2 separate regions of the Homo sapiens genome follow, and region 1 is linked to region 2. Evidence: read pairs that join two places in POLR2A ChIA-PET (ENCODE). Cell type or tissue: OCI-LY7. All regions are shown on one strand.

Region 1 (8,000 bases), 66 kb before region 2:
ATTTCTCAAATAAGGATGATCTAGGGAAAAATATCAGGGGAGTGGAGGTCAGGAGAGGAGTGTGTGGATTCAGCTCTGCCTGGGGCAAGGCGCTTTTTCTCTCTGCCCCCCTTCCCCCCATTTCCATCTGTAATAAGGCACAGGCTGGACCAGACATGCCTCCAGTGCCTGCTAGCTCCACCAATAAGGACCGTGAATAACACTTATTCCCATTCCCATTTTACTGGTTTCCGAATATGAGAAGATCATTGCCAATTTTTCTCTTTTCTCTTTCAACACTACTGTGATGGTTAATGGTGAGTGTCAACTTGATTGGATTGAAGGATGCAAAGCATTGGTCCTGGGTGTGTCTGTGTGGGTGCTGCCAAAGGAGATTAACATTTGAGTCAGTGGACTGGGAGAGGCAGACCCACCCTCAGTCTGGGCACCAGCTAATCAGCTGCCAGTGCGGCTAGGATAAAGCAGGCAGAGGAACATGGAAGGACGAGACTGGCTGAGTCTTCCAGCCTCCATCTTTCTCCTGTGCTGGATGCTTCCTGCCCTCGAACATTGGACTCCAAGTTCTTCAGTTTTTGGACTCTTGGACTTCCACCAGTGGCTTGCCAGGGGCTCTCGGGCCTTCGGACACAGACTGAAGGCTGCACTGTTGGCTTCCCTACTTTTGAGATGTTGGGACTCGGACTGCTTCCTTGCTCCTGGGCTAGCCGATGGCCTATTGTGGGACTTCACCTTCTAACCGTGTGAGTCGATTCTCCTTAATAAACTCCCTTTTATATATACATCTGTCCTATAAGTCCTGTCTCTCTAGAGAACCCTGACTAATGCAACTACTTCATAAGCCACTCTGCTCTCCTTCTACCACACTTACCTGCTCACAGGGCAAAACCTGTCAGGGATGTGGAGCTTTGTAGGGCAGACGAACCCACCAGCCTCCCATGCAAGGCACCCGAGAGGGGTTAGAGGTAGTAAGGAAAAGGGCTAACGGAGGTGGCTCCTGGATAGACAAACACCAGTTCCAAGTCCTCAGGCCCCAGAAACCTCTCAGGACCCAATCTCATTTGTTCAACTCCAAGTCAACCATGACCCATGGAAAGCTCATGAATCCGTGGTGGCCAGCAGGCAAGAAACAATGTTGCTATATACTGGTGTTTGCCATCGGTGGAAATTCATACTACGGAATGATCTCATCCGTGTGCATCTGCTCCAGCTGCCCTAACAAAGTAGCACACTGGGGCCTTAAACAACAGAGATGCAATTCCTCACAGTTCCGGAGGCGGGAAGTCCGAGATCACAGTGTTGGCAGGTCTGATTCCTCCCAAGGCCTCTCTCCCTGGACTGCAGAGGCTGATTCCTACCTTTGTCCACACATGGTCGTCCCTTTGTGTGTGTCTGTGTCCTAATCTCTATTCTTACAAGGACACCAGTCACAGCAGATTAGGGCCCACCCTGATGACCTCATTTTAATTTAATGAACCTCTTTTTTTTTAATCGGCATACATTACTTATTTTTATTAATGTAAAATAAAATATATTAACATTCTATTCGCTACATGTCAAAACACAATTTTAATGGCTTAATAATCTTCTATCATATACATGTATCATATTTTTTATCATACTTTAAGTTCTAGGGTGCATGTGCACAACGTGCAGGTTTATTACATATGTATACATTAACTCGGCATTTACATTAGGTATATCTCCTAATGCTATCCCTCCCCCCTCCCCCCACCCCATGACAGGCCCCGGTGTGTGATGTTCCCCTTCCTGTGTCCATGTGTTCTCATTGTTCAATTCCCACCTATGAGTGAGAACATGCGGTGTTTGGTTTTCTGTGCTTGCAATAGTTTGCTGAGAATGATGGTTTCCAGGTACTGAAAGTTAAGACTTCTCATGTGGTTTGAAGGGACACAGCTCAGCTTGTAACATCCAAACTGCCACTTTACAGATTTCAGAGTAAATTGGTGACACAGGCCAGAATGGAGTGCCCACCCCCGATCCCCACGCCTCTGCCTCTCCCGCATCGCTGTGCCCACCCCCGATCCCGCATCGCTCCAGCCATGCTGTGTCCCCCAGCAGCCCTGCAGTCCTAGTCCACCCTGAATGAAGTTTCTATGTGCTCTGTTGCTGAAGAGTGTTGGATTTAAAAATGAAAAGCTCACTTACCAGCTGGGAGGCCTCTGACCACTCCCTTAAAGCTCCCGAGGCCTGAATGTCCTTGTCCACAGAATGGGAAGGTTAATCCTACATTCCTAAAACTTGTAGTCTGAATAGAGTCTGCATGAGCCTGCACCTCGGGGTGAGGACAGGGAGGGAAGGCGCATCCAGTCAAACAAAAGTGTCAACAGCACTCCCAGGCAGTGTGGAAACTTGCTGAGAATACACTTTACACATCTCTGGAAGTTTAATTTTACAACAATAATTAAAATTAAATCATAGATAATCCACACCAGACTCAGCTGGCCTCTTTGGGTTTCTATGTGTGTGTGAGAGAAAATGCTGTGACTCTTCTAGAGGGTTCCAGACTGCAGACCCCCCCATGTGACAGATATACTCCTGAATAGGCCCAGCAGCCAGCTTTCCCTGTCCTCTCTGTGTGGGTCGCTCCCTAACATGGTTCGGATGTGTGTCCCTGCCCAAATCTCTGGTTGAAATGGAATCCCCATTGTTGGAGGTGGGGCCTGGGGGGAGGGCACTGGATCATGCCAGCAGATTTCTCATGAACATTTCAGCAGCACCCCCCTTAGTACGATCCTCACCATAGTGAGTGAGTTCTTGCAAGATCTGGTCATTTAAAAGTGTGTAGCCCCTCCCTCGTCACGCTCTTGCTCCTGTTCTGGCCATGTGAGATGCCTGCTTCCGCTTCACCTTCCTCCACAATTGGAAGCTTCCTGAGAGCTCTCCAGAAGCCAAGCAGATGCCAGCATCATGCTTCCTGTACAGCCTGCAGAACTGTGAGCCAGTTAACCCTCTTTTCTTTATAAATTGCCCAGTCTCAGGTATTTATTTGTATTTCAGAAATACAAGTACAGCCTAATACACTCGCCAAGGAGGGGGCCATGTGAGGCTCCCAGAATTCTAGAAGACGGAGAAGCCCGGAGCTTCCAGATCCTGGTGCCATGTTTGTTCATGGTGTGGAAACCTCCTCTCGGTATTCCTTGTTGCTCACCTACAAAATCAGAGAGAAGAAGGCAAATGTTTGCCATTCTCTGAGGCAGCAGGGAGAGGGAAAAAGGATGTAGCCTCATAGAGAGGTGGATCTGAGGTCTCAGGCTCCTCTGCATCTTAACTGGGTGATCAGGGGCAGGCACCGTAGCTGCTCCAAGCATTTGTGTCTTCACTTGATAAATGAAGATCACGCTGTGATTGTTCATCAGACTGCAATTGTTCAGCTCCTTATGTAAATGAGCATCACAGAGCGTTGAAAGTTCCTCCAAATATTTATGCAAAACTCTGGGAACAGGGTCTGGCACATGGTGAGCATTTAAAATATACATTAGTTTCCTCCACATGTCCTGACAAGCCGACTACATGTGCGAGCCGTCTCCACCCCAGCTGTGGCAGATATTCAAAAACTACCTGAAATGGGCAAAGTGCCTTGTAGTTTAGAAAGTGCTTCACGGTGCTCAATATTTAATAGGTGATCAGTAAGTGTTCTCTGGGTAATGCATCAACTTGCTTAATACTCTGACCTAGAGAGGTAAAGGGGCCTGCCTTCGCTACCCTTCACCTAGGTCTTCAAACTCCAGACCCAGGGCTTTTTCCAGAGCAAACAGATACAACTTTTCTTCTTCCCCTACATAAAGCCCAATGCCATGACCTTTATAAGAACTGCGATAAAATTTTGGAGCCAAGACACTGAATTTGCGGTTTGTGTTTGCCTTCTCACTACTTGGATAACTGGTCCTTCAGTTACCCTCAAAGCCTGGTTCTCTGCTATCACCAGAACGTACAGGCGCACAGCCTCTATAGGTCTTCTGCTCCATTGATGAGGCTTCTCATCAGGTGGAGGCCACCTCCAGCAGGTGCCATCGTTCTTCGCCCTTATTCACTGGGACCTCCCGCACTATGCCAGCCCTCCCCCACCCTCCTCAACCTGCAAGAACAGCCACGTTCAGCTCCCCCAGGCCAGGGACTCAGCATTTGGGCACTGCTGGTGTCTGCTCAAAGGTTCCGTATTTGAGACTCAATGGCTAAATTCAGTAATACCACCACAATTTCACCCAAAAGCATTATAGTAATTACTGAGTTATATTAGGAGCTTATTTAAGATAACATCTTATTTGCACAATGTAGTTCAAATAGAGGGTTAGTGCAGTCAGCGTGATTGTTCAATTCCTAATGTACATGAGCATAATCACTCCGCAAGTGCCGCACCGCTTTCACACATGTGAACAGCTAGAGCCGAAAGCATAAATATATGTCTTTTAAGGTGGTGGCACAGTTAGAATAAGAAGGTTTAGGTTGACATGTAAACAGGAATTTAGTTGTCTCTTTAGCACCGTATTGTAGGATGTAAAAATGCCTCCAAGACAGCTCTCTTAAGGAAGCCAAATCTGCTATCCCAAACCACTGCATGTTATTAGTAATCAGAGTTTCTGTTTATCAAATACCTTCTGTGTCCCAGGCACAGTGCTATGCCCTTTATGTAAATATTTCACGCAATTCTTTCCTCCCTGCACTTCTGTGAGGTCGACATTATTAGCCCCATTGGAGAGAAGAAAAAATGGAGGCTCTCGTGGGTTAAATAACAGGTGAAATGGCTTGGATATTTGTCCCCGCCCAAATCTCATGTTGAAATGTAAACCTTAGCGTTGGAGGCGGGCCTGGTGGGAGGTGTTTGGGTCACGGGGGGTGGATCCCTCAGGGCTTGGTGCTGTCCTCGAAATAGTGAGTGAGTTCTCTGAGATCTGGTTGTTTGAAAGTGTGTGGCACCTCCCCGCTCTCTCTCTTGCTCACACTCTCCCCATGTGATACCTCGGCTCCCCCTTTGCCTTCCACCATGATTGGAAGCTCCCTGAAGCCTCCCCAGAAGCTGACCAGATGTCAGCACCTCACTTCCTGTACAGTCTGCAGAACTGGGAGCCAATTAAACCCCTTTTCTGTACAAATTACCCAGCCTTGGGTATTTCTTTATAGTATGGCAAGACTGGCCGAACACAATGCGTCTGAGGCCACGCAGCCCCAGCTGGGGTTCCGCGTGTCAAACTCCCATATCTGGCCCTCTCCTGGGTCCCATACTCCCTGCCCCTGCAAATTGGGAGCTTAGCTTCGTTCCACACACCCAGGAACCCCGGGGTGGCCTCCAAGCACGCTAAGTGCTCGTCCACTGCTCCTACCAGCCAGACCTTCACCAGCCACCAAATGAGCCAGAAGGAAGCCAGAAGCCAGAGGCTGGGCCAGACAGGGAAGTGCCCATTCCTCGCCATGCCACCCCACAACCCCCACCACCAGATGCACAGAACTGATGTGGAAAGCTCTGGGCAGCAGGGACAGGTGCACAGGGGTCCTTGGCTAATGGAAGTCCCAGGGGTCTGGGTGCATCTTGGAACTTCTGGCGGGTCCCCAAAGTCCCACCCTGCCCATGGCCCACAGTCCCCCATGCATCAAAGCCCCCAAGCTGCTCTCCTCTGCCAAGAGCCGCCACTGCTCCCTGAGCCTCCTTGTGAACCTGGCAGAGGGCTTTCTGTGCTGGGTTATCTTCCTAACAAAGAAACTTGATTTTCCTCACTTTACAAGAAAACACACAACACACAAAACCCCAAGCTGCACGGAAGGCACAGGCAGCCATTTCTGCAAGGCCTCTCAAGCTCAGCACCTCTGCTGGATCTCAGGCTGTGGTGTCAAGACCTTCTCAGTCATTGCAACCCAGCCAGATGCTGATTCCCCCAAGATCAAGACTCACCTAGGACTCCTTCGGACAACTGTAGTTCAGACATCTCCCTTTCTGAACTTAAGAGAAATGCTAACCAGAAGCTACACCGACTAATTTGAGTTCAACCCTGCCCATCTGGTAAGAAAGCTGTAGGGCTGGAAATTAATCAAGAATTATACCATATATAATATAGCTGATTGTGTATTATATTTCACACATAATGTGAATTCATGTAAGGCAACACATTGAATTATATTGCAGAGCAGCAGTAAATCTGCTCAGGTGCTTTTAAAAGTATTTTCTTTTCAGTACACTGAACATGCCACGGTGAGGTCAATTCCACTTTATCTATCATGAGCACTGCCACCATGAGCCTCATGTGGGCTTCTAGAGCAGAGGTTCCCTGTCCTTCACACTGAGGGCTGAGGGCTGAAGCATGTGCCTGGCTGGGGACATACAGGGCGAATAGGGCACTGGAGTCCCTCTATACCACAGCTTCCTTGCCCTCAGTTGGGTAACTGGGGTGTGGTCCACACTGTTTTCCAGAAGTCCCCATGGGACTGAGCCACCCAAGCTGAGACAACACACCCTTTATTAGCTTCCTTCCCTTCTATTATGGGGTGAACTGTGTCCCACCCCAAAGTGGTACATTGGGGTGCTGTGTCCCCCCCAAAGTGGTACATTGGAGTATATTAGTGGTACCTCAGAAGATGATCTCATTTGGAAACAGGGTCTTTACAGAGGTAACCGAATGTATTAGTCTGTTCTCATGCTGCTGATAAAGACATGCCCAAGACTGGGCAATTTACAAAAGAAAGAGGTTTATTGGACTTATAGTTCCACGTGGCTGGGGAAGCCTCCCAATCATGGCGGAAGGCAAGGAGGAGCAAGTCACATCTTACATGGAAGGCAGCAGGCAAAGAGAGAGCTTGTGCAGGGAAACTCCCCCTTATAAAACCATCAGATCTCACAAGACTTATTCACTATCATGAGAACAGCATGGGAAAGACCTGCCCCCATAATTCAATTACCTCCCACTGGGTCCCTCCCACAACACATGGGAATTCAAGATGAGATTTGCGTGGGGACACAGCCAAACCATATCACTAAGTGAAGATGAGGCCATAGGGTAGGCCCTGATCCAATATGACCTGTGTCCTTATAAGAGGGAAATTTGAATCCGGAGACAAACACACAGAGGGAAGGCAGTGTAGGGAGATGTCATGTGGACATGAAAGATGGGAGGGAGGCTTCTATAAGCCAAGGAATGCCTGAGGGCACCAGAAGCCAGGAGAGGGGACAGAACACAGCCTTCCCCAGAGCCTTCAGAGGACGAGGCCCTGCTGACAGCTCTCTGTCAGGAGGCCCTGCTGACAGCTCCCCTCCAGGACCATAGGCCAGAACATTCCCCTGTTGGAAGCCATCCAGCTGGCGGCTTTGTCACAGCAGCCTCAGAAGCACACACTCCTTCCCTGCCTCACTTCACACCAGTGTTTCCACCTGGGGTTGCCTCCCAAACCAAAACCCCCACTAAAATCCTTGTCTCCATGTCTGCTCCCAGGGGAACCCAAACCAAACCAGCCCTGAAATCTCATTTCAGCTTCTAAATCAAAACCATGAAAACTCAATGTGGTTCTTTGGAAGACAGAAACCCCCGTAGGACTAGGATTGGTCTTCCCAGCCATCCAGTAGCTCACAGGTGAGCCAAGCAGGCCCAGTGGGTGCCTACCTGTCTCAAGGCAGGGATGTGGTGAATGGACTTCTTCCAGGGTGAAAAAGGGAGGGGAGCTAAAAGGGCAAGTCTGGGCATCCCTGCCCCCTGCAGCTGTGGGGAGACAGAACCCACACTGGGGCTTCCAGGAACAAGCAGGCACTGCCCAGGAACTGCAGGCACTGAACTCCATGCAGAGAGTGGCTGGCCTGGGCTGTCCTGCTCTGCTCCAGGGCCCAGTATGAGAACCCCTGGGCTACAGACCATGCCAGGTGTCAGAGTTTCTTTTTCCAGAATGGATTGCTAGCTCCTTCCTGCCTGATCAAGGAAACTAATTCCTATAGCCTTCACCCAGTGTTAGCTTGTCTCATATCAAAGCTGAAGAAATGACATGGAATTTGCTAGAAAAAGGAG
Region 2 (8,000 bases):
CCACACCCCACCCATTGCCAGCTGGAAAACTAGCCCCAGTGCTCACCTGGGAGCACCCTTGCTTTTCAACTGCCATACCTGTCTCTCTGTTCAATCCACGGCCCTGAGCTGGATGGAGGGTCCCGCAACAGACAGAATGGAATGGCCCTGCCATGCACCTGCCACATCTGCCACGCCCTTCCCGAGATGCTGCACAACACCCGTGTCCCCTCTGCAGTGCATGGGCAGCTGCAACTCCACTCTGTCCTCCTCAGGGTGCTCCCGGCAGCCCACAGGCCCCCAGGAAATGAGCCACCGGGATAGTGAGCCCTTGGTCATCCACCCAAAACACAGCACTCGTCCCTTTTCTAGCAGAGCAGGGTGACTTCACCACCCTATGGTCACCAAGCACAGGGCATTCCCGACCCTGCGATGGGAGCGAAACATGAAAGCCCTGGAAAAATCGAGTTAGGAGAGAGGAGGAGGAGGGAAGGGCATTGAAGACCATTTCCCATGCGAGAAACCACCCTCTGGACAAGGCAGGAACCAATTGGAAGACTCAAGCAACTCCCCAGACTCACTGGAACTCAGAATCCTGCACTTTGCAACCTCCATTACTGATTGTAAAAGTGGTGATATTTGTAAACAGCATCCTCACAGAAGGTTTCCCTTTGGTTTGTTTAATAATTACTGTTTAAAGAAAGTCATGACTTCATCAAAAAACAAAAACAAAACCCCAGATGCGGCATTTGAATAGTTCCTGGGGAAATTTAAGTCATGGAGAAAAGAAAGATCACGGGAAAAGAATCAACTGCATTATTTTTTTTAAAAATGGCCTAAATTAGAACAGATCTCAGGAATGGCTTCCTAAGATAGATTTCTGACAAATGAAAACACAACATGGGCTCACCCTCCTGGGAGAGATGGGGGCTCTGCGGTCGTGGTTGATGCGTTTAGTTTGTTTTGCTTTCGCGAAGTAGGAGCTCATTCACTCTTGATTCAATCCATCAGGAACACGAAAGCAGATTGTGTGCAGGGAGAGATCTACAAAACAGAGATTCCAGAACCTCAGCTGCCTCCCTTCCAATGGAGTCCACTGCTTTGAAGCTCTTCTTGAAGCACACATCTCTCTCCACCAAGGACCACACACAATGTGGTTGAGTCCCCTTCCACCAAACACCCTAAAACATGGGGGCCTCTGGGCCCCCTTAGGCTCCTGGAAAACCCCTTCTGAGATGACTTGGCAACTGGGGGCCCCGGGGCCTGGGAACCTTGGGTCAGGCACAGAGGCCAAGTGGCCCTGCAGCCGGTGCGGACCATTCAGGGCTGGCTTAGCGAGCGAGCGCAGGGCCCGCATTCACAGGCACAAAACCTCGCTGGTGGCACTGGGCACGCAGCCCTTCCTGTCGCCAGACGAGACTTCCTCGACATTGCTCCCATACTAAGAAGCACCGCGTTTCATTCAACAAACCAAGTGTGGATTTGATAGCTGTAGTTACTATAGAGATGCGAGGTTTTCTGCAGGGGAAGGAGCCCTGGCGGCTTGACCCCGAATCCTTCACACAGCCCACAAAGTAGCCAGATGCTCCGAAAGAAATGATGGGAGCTGGACAGGAAATGACGGCCAAGGCAACAGCCTTGCTTTCCCATCTGCGTCGAGCCCGCCTTTGTTTTGCCATCTTTTCACCCCATTTTTAATCTATGCCATGTTCATATATTGTGATATCTTTATAAGCCATCAGAAACTCTTTTCTTGAATGAGGAGAGAGGTGATGAAATACAAGAAATGGAGTGACCTGAAAGGAAATAAGCGGGTGGCTGCAGACTGACGAAGGTGGGAACTCTGGGTTCGCGGTGATGCTCCTGCATGCCTCTTACCTGGGGCCTCTGCGTTCTAGGCAGAGGCAACAGCGTCATGGACTTTAAAGAATTTCTAGCTTTGATGCCTGAAGTGCTTCTAGAGAGGTGTTCCTTTTTTTTGAGACAGAGTTTCGCTCTTGTTGCCCAGGCTACTAAGCAAAGAACTAACGTCAGAATTCCCTAGGGTGCCAAAAACACACCCACAAAACTAAAATCCACATCCCCAGGCCCCCACTGACTCTGTCTCAGGGGAGTAGGACCCCGAATCTGCACTTTCCCCAGGTAACTTGAGCTCAATGCAGCATGAGCACCGCTGCCCTAAAAGGCAAGTGCCCAGCCCCTGCCATCTGCCAGCAGCTGCCCCACGCTGACCGACTCTCTCCTCCCCACATCGAGGCCCCATAGGTTGGGCTCATGGCCTCCCTCGCCTCTCCCAACAACACCTGTGTAGCCTGGAAGCCACAGCTGTGTGATGCCCTCTTTCCTGACCCCTTGTGCATGGCCCTCCTTCTCCCATTCCCCCTCCCCGCTCAGGGCCCCCAGGGCCTTGCAGAAGTCCCACCCCAGCACGGGGACACTGTGGGGGCCCCAAGTGGCTCCAGGGTTAGTCACCTCCACTAGTCTGCCAGCTCCATCAACAGCCTCATCCTGGTCTTCACTGAGCTGCAGACTAGGCCGGGTGCATAGCGAGTAAATGTTTGTTGAACAAACAGATGGGTCTTTATTACTTTCCTCCAGGAACTCACTCACCCTGTGCTGCTCCCAACCCCAACACACAGCCTGTGACAAAACAAGGCCCCATGGAACCCTGGCTAGACTGCAGTTCGGGAGCCGTCTGCCTCTGGCTAGGTATTTCCATGTCTTTGAGTCTGGCTCCTACAGCAGCCTCTCTCTTTCTGTAATCAAAACGGGACTCATGCCGTGAGCCTCAGCTTAAATGCCACCTCCTCTAGGAAGCCTCCTTTGATTTCCTCCTATTCATTCCAAACATTTCCTGAGTGTCTGCACTCAAGGACTGCTGGGAAGCGCCTTGCTGCTTCCCTCCTCTGGCCTTTGTGGATGGCTCTTATTTTACTCCTGTGTCTTTGGAATTACATATCACACACATGCAACACATAAGCACACAAATACATGCACACACATGCACTCACACACACCCTTCAACAGACGAGTGAGGACTGAGTCTTGCTCATTAGTCCAGAGATTTACAGGGAAAAGCTTCCCAGAAAGGTTTGTTGAATGAAGAAAGCATAGAAGGAAACCAGGCTCACAGAAGGGGAACCTGGGTAAGTCCAAGGAAGGGAAGCTAACAGCCTAAGCCTAGTGGCTTCTCTTGACTGTACCCTTACTAGTGACAAAATCAAAATCCACAGTTGTAAATGCCACAGCTGGGAAGCACAGCCAGGTGCATCTGGCTTGGGAGCCCACACCCTCCCCACAACCTCTCCTGCCCCAGCCCACCTGCAAATGGAGCAGCAGGGTCTAGAGCTGGCCTCCCCAGGGCTCTATGCTAACCACAGCGAGGCTCTGCGTGCGGGTCATGCCAGCTGCCTGGGACCCACAGGGGCGTCCGGGGCCACTGAGGGAGCAGAGTGAGAGGAACAGCTCCAGCACAGTGCTGGAATTCAGCCCGCCCAGAGTCCATCAGCACAGTGCTGGAAGTCAGCACGCCTAGATGCCAACGTCGGGTTCTACCGCTGACTAGCTGCGTCTTGGCCATGTTATTTCACTTCTTTGTGCCTCAGTTTCCTCACTGGTAAAATGGAAAGAACAAGAAGAATAATGTCTACATTATGAGAGCGTTATGCCATTTCAGTGAGGTGATACTTGTGCCAGCTCCGCGAAGCCAGAGGCAGACAGCCTGCACTGAACGCTGGGGTGATGATTACATCAGCCACCACGTATCAAGCACCACCGTTCCGGCCCCTCTCTTATCCTTTGCTTATTTAATCCCCACCACTAGCCTCTAAGGAAGTATTCACATCCCCATGTGCAGAGGAGAAATCGGAGGTGGTTTGACTTGCCCAGGGCCACCCAGGTAATGAGGGGTTTGGACCGAGGATCCCGGCCTCCACAGTTGTCACATGGCTGTCTGCCTTTTGCAGGTCAAAATTCCCCAGCCAGAGCCAGGTCCCCCGCAGAAGCTGTGTGTCCTGTCTGCAGCGGGAGGCCAGGCCTGCCTGGTGCTCACATTCCCCAGGTGGACTGTCTGGGAAGAACCGCCACCCCCTGGGCTTGTGGGAGTGAAGGCCTGTGCAAGGTGGTGGGGGAAGGGCGAGCCGGACAGAAAAGCCCCAGGTAATGTAAATGGAAACTCTAACCGACAGCCCTGCACCTGGTGTTTTTGCATTTCCCAATCCAGCTGAAGGGATTGTGTGTGCAGCTTTGAGCTCACTCCTAGGCCGAGGTCAGGTGTGGCCTGGAGGAAGCAAGCAGTGGCCCACGTCGCGAGACAGCCGGTCTGCACCGCAAAGCCACTTCACGTCCCAGCCTGGGAATTCTGGGATGGTGCTTGTTTCAACCCTGTCCCTTGGGTGACCTGGAAAACACCTGGGTGTCACCCCCACCTCAGCTCTAAGCCGGTCATTCCCGGCCAAAGCAGGAGAACTCTCTCAGCTCCAGGGAGGAAGGAGTGACGCCTGCTCACCCTACAGACACGTGAGGGATTACAGGGAGGCCCAAAGCCACTTGTCCAGCTGCAAACTGCAAAGGTCACCCTCCGCACACTCTCTTCCCTGAAGCCCCTGCACGCCGCTGGGGACCGGAGCATGTGGTTCTCTCTAATGACAAATATGCGTGTCATCTACCCCCAAAATACAGCAATCGCCAGGAAAGCGAGGTTCCTGGAGCTGAAAGAATTTGCCCAAGGTCACACACAACCGGCAGAACCGGGACTTGCCAGGTCTGAACCCAAGGCTCCGGCACTTTCGCTGAGCCTATCTGTACAGGAACTGCAGCTGCCGCAGTTTAGGGAAACCAGTCCGAATACGTGACCCAGCATCGGCCACCCGCTAGGGCCGCCAGAGTGAAAGCTAGGCCCTGGGGAAACCCCAGACACACAGGAGGCAGGGTCCCTGGCCTTGAACTACAATAAGTAGGTGAGCTGGGCAAACTGTGTGCAGCTGACTGGAGCCGGCCCCAGCTGCGTGCAGACGGACAGGTACATGCTGAGTGTCAGGGACACAGAAGAAGGAGGGGGCATGCAGCCAGCCGGTGCCAGTCTGAGAATGCTGATGCCCACCTCAGGTTCTGGAGAGGACCTGTGTCCAAGGAGGAAGGCGGGCAGCCAGTCTTGCCCACAGCTAAGACAAGGCTCTAAAACACAGCTATGGGTGGGGACATCGGCCTGGAGGCCTCCTAGCCCCCATCGGGCAAAGAGCACCTTTCACAGACACAAATGCATGACTGTGCTGGGCAGAAAGAAGGCCTGTGACTCACAGGCTTCTGCATCCCTGCAGACATAGTGTGCGGGGAGGCGTTTGGAGGCAGCCTCCCCCGCCAGCGGGCTGGTCTGTGGTGCCCTGAACTGCATTCACTCCCCACGGTAGTCTGAGCCCCCTCCCCACCACCAGAAAAGGTATAGCAAGCAGTGCAATGGGTTGGCTCATCCATCTACCACTTCCCCAAAATAGATTCCTGCCCGAGGGCTGTTCCAATGCAGGAGGCTGCTGGATTGAGCTGGCCTTGGTCCATGCACCCTCCTATCAGTTAGAACCCTTTCTCAGAGGTGCCTCCGGGAACCAGATCATGTCACTGACAACTCTTCCCAGTAGCAGAAAGCTCAGGAGCTAAAAAGGCAAATATAGGCCAGATGTTGGCCAAGGGGCTTAGTGGTTGTTAAGAAACGATCTCTGATTCAACTCCCAGCTAAGCTCGGCCAGACGGTCATCTGAGTGCCTCTTCCAACCTGTCCCCGAATTACGTGTTCCACAGGCCCCATTCTCTTGGGGTCTGAGGGGTGCCCTCACCCTGAGCGTCGGGTCCCTGCAGTCCAGGTTCCAGTCTCCTATGGATCCCGAGTCCAAATGAGGGACTCGGTTCCCAAAAGAGGAGGCTCTTTGCTTGGAGAGCAGCCCTCAGCCTGCGCTGACAGCACCTCCTCCGTTATCCGGCGCACTGCCAGGAGCTGCACCCACAGAGGAAATGGGCCCGTGACATGAAAGCCCCAACAAAACCAACATCGGGTGGGTTATTTTTATCCTCCTAAAGATTTTTAGCCAAGACCCCGGCAGCTAAAGGGCATCCCGGGCTTTGAGGAGACTTCTCTGCAGCTCTCACTCCCACGCTCGGTGCCCTCCCTCCCCTAGCCCCCCCACCCCCGCCCCCGGGAACTGAGAAAGTGGATCAGGTCAGAGCAGAGCATTCCTCATTCTGCCATCTCCACGGGAAAACTAATTAGTTGCCAAATATTCAGAATGGGTAATTGCTACCTGAATTAATAAGGGCAAACAGCCGGCAAGAAAACAGTGGTTTACTATTTCTGAGCGCTTACCTCTCTTAACCCAGAGTCCAGACTCCGCGGGAATGGACCCACGTGTGGCATGAGGCAGAACTCCGGCTGGGGCTGCCGAAAAGGGGGACACAGATGGTGAGGGCAGCTCCTGCACTGGGGTCAGCTAAACAATGCTGTAGCGAAGTCACCATCTGTTTCCTCTTGCACACACGTATACACACACATAAACACACGTGCATGCACGGGCACACACAGGCATACCCCACACAAGTACACACATGCATGAACACATGTGCACATATACGCACATCACAAACAAGTGAGCACACACCAGCTACACCCTGCACACGTGCAGATACACATACCACACATTCACACTACACACACATGCACACTCTACACATGCCTGCACATACACCATACACACTCATTGTGCACACACTCCATACATCACACCACACATGTGCATGCACACACATTCACGTACCACAGGCACCAAACCACACACACAAAGCACACACACAACACACTCACACCATACACACACACTTACACCCCAGGAACAGCCAAGGGTTCCAAGAAGAATGCATCAAGCCAGGATCCTCACCCAGGGTCTTCAGCAAGTCACCCCAAGTTCCTCAACTCTGACAAGGGGGCATTTAGAACAAACTAAGAGTGTTGTAGGCAGAGGAGGAAGAAACGGAGGGAAAGGAAAGTTGAGATGACACTGAAGAGGAGAGAGACGCCTAGAAAGGCTGGGAAGAGCCTGGCCACAGCCCCAATCTCCACTCCTCCTGCTTCCCTGAGGCACAGAGACTTCAGATGCACCCCCAGAGAGGCCCTCAGACCTAGCCCAATCACTACCGTGCTGTGTGACCTCAGACAAGTCACTTCACCTCTCTGAACCTAGGCTTCTGCTGATGTAAAAACGAGATGATTCCGTGCAGTCATTTAAACAGTTCGAATACAATGCCCTTCCAGAGGTTTCAGTTCAAGTTTGGGGTCATCGCAGTTACTCCCGACCTTTCAGCCCCTCCCCCATCCCTGCCAAAGTACTTACCTTATTTGAATTAATGCTGACGACTCCACTGCCACAGGACTTCCCCTTGAGCAGTCAGCCACAAGTCACTTCCTCCAGGGGTGGCCATGACTCTCTGGAGCACCTCCAACCCCATGTCACAGGCAGCTTGGCCGAGAGAACTCCAGCTGGGAAACTCCCGTCCAGTCCACGCAGGGAATCTGGCTCTGCATCTGGGTGGGTGGCCTGTGTGGCATCTGCCTCTCTGTGAAGCTGTGATGGAAAATTAAGTGGGTTGATGATGTGCATACAATGTTTTATTTAACAATGTGTTGTAAGGAGTTCTCATATCTGTACAGAGAGCTGCCTCTTTTTTTTAATGACCAAACAATAATTCTATTAAATGTCTGCATCATAATCTATTCCACTGAATCCCTTTTGAGGGACGTGTTTGGTATTTCCAGTCTTTGACCTTTACAAAAGTTGCTGTGACATATATGCTTATATGTGCTCATTTTGTATCAATAAAAAGTCACATGTGTATAGATATCTCTATATATCTTTAAAGATTCCTATTTGCATGGAAGAACACTATACACCAAGTTATTAACCGTGGTTACTTCTGAGAGATGATTAGGGAAGAAAACTCCTTAAACTTTTTGTAAGCAAGTATTGCTTTATAATTTTAAA

Evidence for each region. ChIA-PET counts read pairs that join two places held together with the same protein. Peaks named below come from ENCODE experiments on the same cell type or tissue, not always from the same donor. Only the 100,000 strongest peaks of a DNase experiment are listed, where the experiment ranks them.
Region 1: POLR2A ChIA-PET joins it to region 2 with 5 read pairs; 3 of 35 experiments call an interaction of 5 or more read pairs at or near these places.

Annotation. Positions count from the first base shown.
Region 1 is chr2:8,503,469-8,511,468 of GRCh38, forward strand. No RefSeq gene overlaps it. Among named protein-coding and RNA genes, the nearest start is that of LINC01814, 76 kb to the right of the region's middle. In OCI-LY7, no CTCF peak of the experiment used is centred here; no DNase peak of the experiment used is centred here.
Region 2 is chr2:8,569,559-8,577,558 of GRCh38, forward strand. It overlaps LINC01814 (long intergenic non-protein coding RNA 1814), which reads right to left. Exons shown (of 6, transcript NR_110257.1): 4 at 7,353-7,583; 5 at 890-1,023. Among named protein-coding and RNA genes, the nearest start is that of LINC01814, 10 kb to the right of the region's middle. RefSeq lists enhancers at 2,363-2,942, 5,095-5,294, 5,315-5,364, 5,385-5,434. In OCI-LY7, a CTCF peak has its summit at 4,866; DNase peaks (open chromatin) are centred at 3,313, 4,183, 4,893, 7,383 and 5 weaker places; H3K4me3 peaks cover 6,466 bases; H3K27ac peaks cover 6,984 bases.